2 separate regions of the Homo sapiens genome follow, and region 1 is linked to region 2. A link is a contact called in ENCODE Hi-C or POLR2A ChIA-PET data. All regions are on one chromosome and are shown on one strand. The core of a region is the stretch at or near the end of the contact, and the rest is flanking DNA. Distances in the headings are between cores, read along the strand shown. Region 1 overlaps SLC44A1 (solute carrier family 44 member 1). Region 2 holds the start of CT70 (cancer/testis associated transcript 70).

The links. Hi-C counts contacts between places; a loop is a spot of excess contacts on that map. ChIA-PET counts read pairs that join two places held with the same protein, here RNA polymerase II (POLR2A). Pooled maps may share reads with other maps.
Region 1: a loop to region 2 is called in a map of PC-9, with 5 times the contacts of the local background. The contact joins the enhancer-like site here to the promoter of CT70 in region 2. A Hi-C loop is called at or near these places in 2 of 168 maps with a recorded cell type or tissue (PC-9 and ascending aorta), 1 of 37 single-sample maps with no recorded cell type and 9 of 50 pooled maps. POLR2A ChIA-PET finds 5 or more read pairs at or near these places in 1 of 52 experiments (CD4-positive, alpha-beta T cell).

What each region holds. Positions count from the first base shown.
Region 1 is chr9:105,294,770-105,299,741 of GRCh38, reverse strand. It overlaps SLC44A1 (solute carrier family 44 member 1), which reads right to left. Exons shown (of 16, transcript NM_080546.5): 2 at 433-522. Among named protein-coding and RNA genes, the nearest start is that of SLC44A1, 53 kb to the right of the region's middle. RefSeq lists an enhancer at 1-766. Within about 2 kb of position 2,746, at least 3 of the 41 ENCODE cell types and tissues checked have a DNase peak (open chromatin) inside an H3K27ac peak, as active enhancers do; they include PC-9, where a contact is called at or near this core.
Region 2 is chr9:104,990,401-104,995,360 of GRCh38, reverse strand. CT70 (cancer/testis associated transcript 70) reads left to right here and starts at 3,566. Exons shown (of 4, transcript NR_184160.1): 1 at 3,566-3,675; 2 at 4,058-4,544. RefSeq lists enhancers at 873-1,701, 3,217-4,416 and a silencer at 4,013-4,282.

The sequences.
Region 1 (4,972 bases), core at 1,497-3,996, 310 kb before region 2:
TAGGACAGGCAGAAGGAGGAAGGAGCAGTGAGCAACCAGCCTCCCATCTAGGAAGAACTGTGGAACACCAAGTCCCTGAGAGGAAATGACTGCCCTAAAGATAACCAACAAGTTGGTGTGACTGGGTTGGGTGAATATGCAGGGCTCATGACTCATGGTCACTGTTTTGCTCACCACTCTATCAAGATCAACATTCAGAGACTTACGTCAAATGATTTGCTTTCTGAAATGGTCTATTGAATGGCATATGAGTCCCAGCTGCTCCTTAATTTGAGCTCAGTTTTCATGTAGAAAAACAAATCAAGAGTGACACAAAATACCACTGAATTGTATGAGGACTGGTATATTCCACAACTGCCCTCATTAAAACAACTACTCGTCATTCCCTTGGATCATGAGTCCAGTTTGGACCATCTGTGAGAGTTTCCTTACCATCCCAATGCAGAAGAGGATGAAGAGCAGCAGCCATGGTATGTCTGTGCAGCTACGGTCCTCCAGCGGCTTCCATTCTCGTTTGGAGCTCTAATTGGAAATACAAAATAAGAGAGTGTTAAATGCTAAGTTTAGTTAAAGTTAGAAGGGCACAAATACACCAGCTATAGCTAGAGCCCTTCTTTGCCAAACAAGTTTCTATTGAACCTTTAAGACACAACTCAAATATTTGTCACCTTTTCTGTGACGTTTATGCTAACCCCCACAGCTAATAACTCCACTGGCCCTACTCCCACCCCTCTTCCTGGCCAGGCCCGGTACTGAGTTCATCGCTTTTTTGGTACCTGTATTAGAGTTTTTAGCAGGCTAAATTGTCATTCTTATTTGTTATGCTGTGTCCCAGCAGACTGTGAGTGTCATAAGGAAGAGACCAGGCTTATTTCTCGGCATCTAACATGATGCCTGAGGGTTCATAATATGTACTCAGTGAGGGCTTTTTAAAAATGAATAAATAAATGAATACACTCTTCCAACTTCACTCTTAATGCTAGCTTTTTCTTTGTGTGTCCAGATGCTAAACTTAAAAAAAAAGTTAGAATGTGCTGTTTATATATATGTTCTCTTCTAGGAAAGATGCCCATCAAAATGGATTCCTATTCAGGCCGGGCCCAGTGGCTCACATCTGTAATCCCAGCACTTTGGGAGGCCGAGGCGGGCAGATCACCTGAGGTCAGGAGTTTGAGACCAGCCTGGCCAACATGGCGAAACCCCGTCTCTACTAAAAATACAAACATTAGCTGGGCGTGGTGGTGGGCTGTAATTCCAGCTACTCGGGAGGCTGAGGCAGGAGAACCGCTTGAATTCAAGAGGCGGAGGTTGCAGTGAGCCAAGATCGTGCCACTGCACTCCAGCCTGGGCAACAAGAGCAAAACTCCATCTCAAAAACAAACAAACAACAACAACAACAACAACAAAAACGGGATTCCTATTCAGGGGTAGATTTATCTAAGTCAAAAAAAAATTCAGTTTCTATAGACAGATCTGTGCAGCTCCTAAACAATCCATGCATTTTCATCTTGTTCCTAGAAAATGTTAGTTTCTAGATCAAACACAGAGAATCCTGAACTACAGAACTAGCGGCATTCTAAAAGTTAACTTGCAAAGTATTGACTGGAATTCCAACTGCATTTTTTTTTTTCTTATTTCAATAGTCTTAGGATCTCGGGTCAGCTCACAAATCCCTTTTAATGGAAATCTAACTGAAATAACCCCCCTGAGCTTTCTAATGAACAAAAATGCCCGAGTCTCACACCCTCTCCTGGAAACAGTAAGCAGTGAAGGGAGAAAGAAGGTATCCTTGGAAAACCTATGGGAAAGGTTCCTCTGAGAAGGTTCAGGCCTCCAGTGGCTTCCGTGACAAGATCCAGGAAGCTATTTGGAAAAGTCTTGTCAGGAGGAAAGGGCATGAGCAGGAGGGGGCTGGAGATAAGGGAGCCCTCTGGTACAATTAGTATATATAGAGTGCAACCAGGCTTAGTTCTCTCTCCCTCTAAAACCATAGTGTTGAACTATGTATCCTTTGATAACCTGATGAAAACTACAGATTCTTTTCTTAATATGTAAGCACAGGCCAGGCATGGTGGCTCATGCCTGTAATCCCAGCACTTTGGGTTGCCGAGGCGGGCGATCACCTGAGGTCGGGAGCTCGAGACCAGTCTGACCAACATGGAGAAACCCCGTCTCTACTAAAAATACAAAGTTAAACGGGTGTGGTGGTGCATGCCAGTAATCCCAGCTACTTGGGAGGCTGAGGCAGGAAAATCGCTTGAACCCGGGAGGCGGAGGTTGTGGTAAGCCAAAATCGCGCCATTGCACTCCAGCCTGAGCAACAAGAGCGCAACTCCATCTCAAAAACAAACAAAGAAAAAAAGTAAGCATATATTCACATAATTTTCATAAGAATTTAGGGAATTCAAACCCCAGATGAAAAAACACAACTTTAAAATATCTGCCTATCAACAATGAGGGCGGAGAATTGGAGTTAAAACAATTTCTTCCTAACCCCTAAAGTGTTAAACAAATGCTTTGTTATTGCCTTACACTGTATAATTGTTATGAACAGAACAAAACAAAAAACACAACCAGTTAGCTTGTTCCCAAACACCCACACAGAAAACAAAAGAGCACTAGTTAGTCATGGAAAAAAACCTTACCCTAAGACTCTAACTAGCATTAAAAACCAAGAATGAGTAGGCAGTTTTTTTCCCAGAGGAATGTAGCATTGTGGCGTAAGAGATGAAGGACTGGTTCTCTCCCTGGCTCTGTCATTAGTTAGCTACATGAATTTAGATAAATTGCTTCATATCTCTGGGTGGCAGGAAGGAGTTAGTCTGGATCTCTTAGGTTCCTTCCAACTCTAAAATCTATGATCAAGAACGCACTTTTGTGGAAACTTTGTTATGACTAGGAAAAACTGCAAAATAATTTGACATAATTCTCTGTATTATTCATATAAGAATGCCTGTATTGTGGTCTGTATTTTGGAAGACAGTTGTTCACAGTGTGAATAAAGAATGTTTCTTTGTATTAAATAATTTCAGTCTTGAATAGTACCCATTACAGTAAAACTGCTTCCAAACAGAGAATTTGGACACATGTTTGATATTCATTACGTTTACTCTATGGTAGTTTATAAAGCAAAAGCTACTTTGAAATGCTGTATTTGTTTGTCTTAACAAACAGCATGTATGGGGAGGGAAGAAAGGGAGAAGCCTCAGGTTGGTTGTGTAGTTTCTTTATCCCCAACTATTTTCTTAGTATTTTTACCTTAGACCAACATTCAGTTCATTAATGCCTAAATTTTCATCTATAACATACAGAGATAGTTCATTTTTGACCAGAAAAATACAAAGATTCAACATCTCAACAAGTCGATTCAACTTGCTGTGGGTCACGTCTGTGCTAAATACACAGAAATTCTTTCACTGGGAATGAGAAGTGGAGAGAGGGTAGGAGTTACATATAAAAAATACTGACAGAGTCTTAAGTAGTATGGAAGAACAAAAGTGATCACCCTCACTTGGACAAAGGAACACTTAGCGGAGGAGGGGTGGCTTACTTCACAGGGCTGTTTTGAGAAGCAAATGTGAGCACCAGTCACACAGCATGCACTCAATTCTTGGTTATTATTATTCATCAATACTTTTCAGTTAACCCTCTCTCTGTTATTAAAATATCCTTTTACCAAGTGGACCTTCCCACTAAAAAGGATATAAAGAATATTAAACTCTTTTTCCCTTATACGTACTAAAATTTTGACTTAATGGTGGCATATTTCATTTTAGCTGCCATTGTTAATGCCATCAGTTATTGATTACTATTAATCAGACATTAGACTCAAAGCTTTACAAATATTATGTCTTCTACATTCAAAACAGCTCATGTAGGTATCGTCTCTATTTCACAGATGAGGAAACTCAGGCTCAGAAGTTAAATAATCAGCCTAAGGTTTCACACCTGCACAATCAGTCTTTGGCGCCCTCCCCCCCACTCCCCGCCCCAAGTCTGTGACTCCAAAGCCTATTCCAATAAGACTATTTTTTATTTGTACTAGTTAGTAAAAAGCAATAACCTCAATTAGTTTCTCCTCACATTGAAAAATTTGGGAGCCAACTCAATAATTTTAAATCCTGTTGGTACAGGGAAAGCAAGTGAGATGTGTTATGAGCCATGAAGTTTCTCAAGTGAGTCAGAAAACCGAAGAGTTGAAAATTTTTAATAATTCTTTAACAGATTTAACCAAGTGGCAACAGGATTTAATGCTGTTTCTTCCAATTAAAATTCTGCATAGACCTAGCAAAAGTAAACTGTTTTGCAACAGCACTTTTTAAATGTGATTTTACCCCTTTCTCAGATTCCACATGAGATTAATACCAGGCTTTCAGTAAATGTTAGGTCTCTCCCCTTCACAGGATCTTGCGGTTTAGGAACTGAATAGTACCAAAATAATCATATAATCCAAGCCTTTAGTGAGAGTGATTGAAACCCAGAGAAGAGAAGAGGCTTGCCCAAGGGCATACATTTATATTATCTATGACCGCATTTGATTCCTAAAACAATTCTGTTAATTACTATATACTCCTGACTTTTCTAATTTATAGAATAGGAAAACAAAAATCAAAGAAAACAAGTGGAAAATCTATGTCTGAAACCTGAGTCCTCAAACTCTAGCAGAAAAACAGGAACTGTAAGACAGGATCCAGGGATACTAAAAACAAACAAACAAACATGGTAACAAAGATGAAGAATGCCTTTCTCAGGCTCACCAGTGTACTAAACACAGGCAAGGAAAAAAATCAGTATACTCAAAGACAGGTTAACAGAAATTATCCAAACTGAAACACACACACACACACACACACACACACACACACACACACACAGACTCAAAATTTAAAAACCAGAATAAAGCATCCAAGAACTATAGGATAATAACAAATGATATGACATACATGTAATTGAAATCCAAGAAGAAGACAGA
Region 2 (4,960 bases), core at 2,317-4,816:
ATTACAGGCCTGAGCCACCGTGCCCAGCCCTAATTTTTATATTTTAGTAAAGATGGGGTTTCACCATGTTGGCCAGGCTGTTCTCAAACTCCTGACCTCAGGTGATCCACCCGCCTCGGCCTCCCAAAGTGCTGGGATTACAGGCATGAGCCACTGTGCCTGGCACACTCATTTTATATATGGGGAAAATGAGGATTGCTAAGATTAAGTGATGTGTTGAAATATACACCTTAACAAGGGCAGGGACTCAAACGTCGGAACTTACGTTTTCCTCACCTAGGAAGCAAAGACCATATCTTATGCACTAACCTACTTAGTGCTTCATAAAGAGCAGTAGCTCTTTTTGAATGGAATGAAAGCCTTTCCTAATGATAAAAGCCAGCAGCACAAATCACATACGAGACACCCAGAGAAGCAACTCAACAGGGAGGGGACATGGACCAGATGGACCAGGGCTTTGCTGCATCCACTTTCTGTATTTTTACTGATAACCTACTAGGGTCAGTAAATCTCTCACCAATAATTTAAAAATAAGAACTTCAGGCTGGGCACCGTGGCTCACACCTGTAATCCCAGCACTTTGGGAGGCCGAGGTGGGAGGAACACGAGGTCTGGAGTTCAAGACCAGCTTGACCAACGTGGTGAAACCCCATCTCTACTAAAAAAATACAAAAATTATCTGGGTGTAGTGGCGCACACTTGTAATCCCAACTACTCAGGAGACTAAGGCAGGAGAATTGCTTAAACCTGGGAGGCGGAGGTTGCAGTGAGCCAAGATCGTGCCACTGCCCTCCAGCCTGGGCGACAGAGCGAGACTCCATCTCAAAAAAAAAAAAAAAAAGAACTTCAAATTTCAACAGGACCATAAACTTTATCTGTGAGCTTAAGGTAGGGAAATTGCTATCCTAAAATATTTGCATCTCACACTGAAATTCTTCCCTTCCATATACTTTGATATTCTTATTCCTTTATTCAACCATTTGGGAAATAGTGATTGAGTGTTTACTATGTGTCAGGCACAATTCCAGGCACTTTATCGACCGTCATTCTCTGCCTTCATTCATTCATTCCTCTATAAAGTCACTCATTATTTAACTGTGTGTAAGGCCTGGAATTTTCCTTGTTCTACATTTTTATTGAAATTTCTCTGGGATAATTAGGGAAGAAAGGAAGAAACCTAGGGACAATTTTCCCAGCCAGCTGCAAGAACCTGTCCTATTGGGGTGTTGGGTTTAAATGCCTAGAGCAGGAAAGGAGCTGAGTCTCAGCCATGCGTTTTACTGGTTGGGTGATGTGGGGAAATCACTTACCTCCTCAGAGCCTCAGTTTCATACTCTCCAAAACGGGGGTCACACACTTACTGCATAGGGCTGTGGAGGATCATATGGGAGGGAATTCAACTACAAGTGTCAGCACAGGGCCCGGCATGGCCAAAGCTCTCAACCCTCCACGCGGTGCTGATGTAAGTTACCAAGCAGCCTTCTTCCTGCCAACACCAGCAGGCAGGCAGCTCACACAGGCATCTTGACAGCATCAGGCAGCACATGATCTCCCCTGGTCACCTCAGGAAGGCTTCAAGGCAGGGTTACATTCGGGCAAAGCGAGCCCAATTGCAGCCTTTGTCTTTATCAGCCTGAGCAGCAACACAGTCTTGGGGGACAGGGCAGTGACATTCCAATTCTCTGACGGCACACTCAAGGGAGGGGATTCTTGGAAAGAAATGAGGGTAGCGGGGGCAGACCCACTTTGCTGCAGCTTTTTCTGCTTCCCTTGCATTTCCCTTTTGGGGAATTTCCATTTGCATCTCCCTCTGTTTCCAAAGCCTCCTAGGAGAGGAGGAGAGCTGCTTCTGTTTTCTGGCCTTTGTGATTCTGAAGAGCAGCTGAGGCACCAAGGGGTTGGTGGGGTGGGAGGAGTTATGACTGCGTTCCGGTGCCCCTCCCTGGGTGATCTACTTCTTGTGTCACAGGAAACCCTGACAGGGTAGGGGGATTACATGGCTTCTACCATGCATGGAGATGGGCAAACATCCAGACATCTAGGATTGTTATGAGTGAATTTTTGTGCTCCCTTCCACCCAGTTCATAGGTTGAATGCCTAACCTCCAGTATGATGATTAGGAGGTGGGTCCTTTGGGAGGTAATTTGGTTTAGATGAGGTCATAAGGGTGGAGACCCCACGATGGGATTCATGCCTTATAAGAAGAGACTCTAGAGAGAAGTCTCTAAGAGCGTACAGTGATAAGATGGCTGTTTGCAAGCCAGAAAGTGGGGCCTCAACAGGAATCAAATCAGCCTGCACCTTGATTTTGTTCTTCCAGCATCCAGAATTATGAGAAATAAATGTCTGTTGTTTAAGTACCCAGCACGAGAAGACTAAGACAAATACTCAGAGCAGAATTTTCAAGAGAAGCAAAGCATTCCTGTCCTTTGAAGTTCCCATCTGTTTCCCAGCTATATAAACACCGCAGAGTGCATGATAAGTATGTTTGCTGCGTGAATGCAAGAACCCTCCTCTGGGAAAAGTCACAAACAAGCTACTTCACCCATTGCCTGACACAAAGGCAGCTTCCCCCTTGAATAATCTGGGATTGAAAATGAGTTCATTCAGCTATAAGCTCACCGAACGAACACCAAATTCAGCAACTGTGAGCAGTGCACTCTGTCCCTGCCCTTAATAAGTGAACAACCCAACTGTCTTCTAGAAGGGTTGATCACTTTGTAATTTTGTAATGGAAACCCTCAAAGGAGACCTCCAATAATGAGAACTTCTTTGTCTTTAGCATGGCCTGGGCCACTCACCCCATAGAGCATGAAGCTCTCATAGGTCTTCAGATTGGCGATGGGAGAACGTGACTTTGAGCTTTCAGCTTTTTATCTCTCTAAAATAGGACAGAAAATTTCAGCTCTGATATTCTCTGTGGGATTCCAGAACAACTTCCTTGAGTCTCAGTTTCCCCATCTGCAAAAAGAAAATAGTCACAGCACCTACTACCTCATAGGTTTCTGATAAGGATGGAATGAGTAATGCCTATGAGAGTGCCTTGCCAAATGTGCTACAGGTGTCGTTTGTGTGTTTTAGGGCCAAAAACCCACTTTGAAGCACGGACCCTTCATGGAAATTGCCCTTAACTGATTGGATGACCGTGGGCCAATTAAATGAACTCACAGGGCCTCAGTTTCCTCTTCCATGAGGGGTCATTTTGAGGTCTTTCAAAGGGTTGTGAGAATCAAAAGAAGGGCGCCCAGCACCACGCCCGCCGCGCACACACATGGCGTTCAGTAAGTGGTTCTCTCCCCTGCACCGCGTCTAGACCTCGTTTCTCCACAGAGAGTGGGTGGCAGGAATTTTCCAAATCGGCTCGATGTCCCCACTCCATCGCTTCATGCACTGGCCCAGGACACACCCATAGTTTGGCGAAGTGCAGACTTGGAGAAACTTGGGGGAGAACGGAACCCAAGGCCCAGCCCCGCGCACGCGCGCCGCAGCCTTCGCCCAGAGCAGCGTCTGCTAGTTACCTTTCACCTACTTCGCTGCGACTCGCCGCGCGGGGTAACTCGAGGTCAGACTCGGGGCCCCGCGCGCTTGCGCGCCGCCCGCTGCCCGCCGCCCGCCGCGGCTGGGAGTCCGGAGGTTTCATCTTGTGATGGTTTCGGTTCGGCTCTCAAATGGAGGGTGTGAGCTTTGCAGACGTGCCCTAATTCTGGGTCTGGCGGGGCGACATTGGGCCCTCTGAGCTGCCACCCTGGCCCTGACGCCCCATTACTCCTCGTTCCTTCCTCCCCCCATCTGTTGTCACGCTCTCCCTTTTCCCACAGCTGGCCCCTATTCAGCTGTGCCGATTGCCCCACATCCCTTCTTCCTGCAAAAGGCAGATGGGAAGGGAGCTCTGTCTGGCCTATTCCGGACAGAGCTCCGGGCTTCCGAGTGGAGCATGAGCCCGCGGAAGAGCCACGTGGGTGCAAACTAAATGTTCCCATTCTTGCTGGGGAGGGGCCGGACTTAAAGACCAGGTTTCAAATGAGAAGGCGCACATTTTCTGGTTTTTGTCTTCCAGATGGCTACGTTGAAGACAGCTGGGGCTGCCGCACGCCTCGGGGTTACTGTCGGGCACCCGGCGGGCGGGGCCGGCGCTGGGGCGGGGGAGGGCTTCCTCGCCCTCAGAAACCACATTCGCAGAAACGTTTTTAACTGGCAAGGTTTCGAGTTCCCAACCACAGCACCCTCAGTGATGGTTTTCAGAAGACCTTGTTAGCTCCTCTCCTCCAGAGACCCATCCTTCGCTGACATCCCACCGATTTGGGAGCAGGAAAAAACAGACTCCTGCAAAATACCTCTTCTTCCAGTGCCCTGTACCCCTCTCTACTTACTTCGAGTCCCTGCAGTCCAGCAACAACCCCAAACGAGTGAAGGGAGGAGACATAGGTTTGTCCAGGCTCTGCCACCGACGGGTGATTTGGGATGAGTCCTTCTCCAGTATCATTATCTTCAACTGTAAAACATGAGGGTTAGTCCGAATGATCTCCAAACGCTTCAGCATTAAAGTTAGGTGATGAATCCTAAGATTTTGCAGTTCTATAATGTCACATCTCCTCCGTTTCAGAGAGGGCCCGCAGGGAATCTTGTTAAGGATAACTGCCATCGAAGTTACAAGTTTGTTCTGTGATTGAAGAGTTTCAGGTCTTCTAGATTTCTTTGGCATGACGCATAACTATTTCAAGATACTAACATTTGGGCAGGGCGTGGTGGCTCAGGCCTGTAGTCCTAACACTTTGGGGGGCCGAGGCGGGCAGATCACCTGAGGGTAGGAGTTAGAGACCAGTCTGGCCAACATGGTGAAACCCCGTCTCTACTAAAAATACAAAAATTAGCCGGGCGTGGCGGTACATGCCTGTAATCCCAGCTACTCAGGAGGCTAAGGCAGAAGAATCGCTTGAATCCAGGAGGCGGAGGTTGCAGT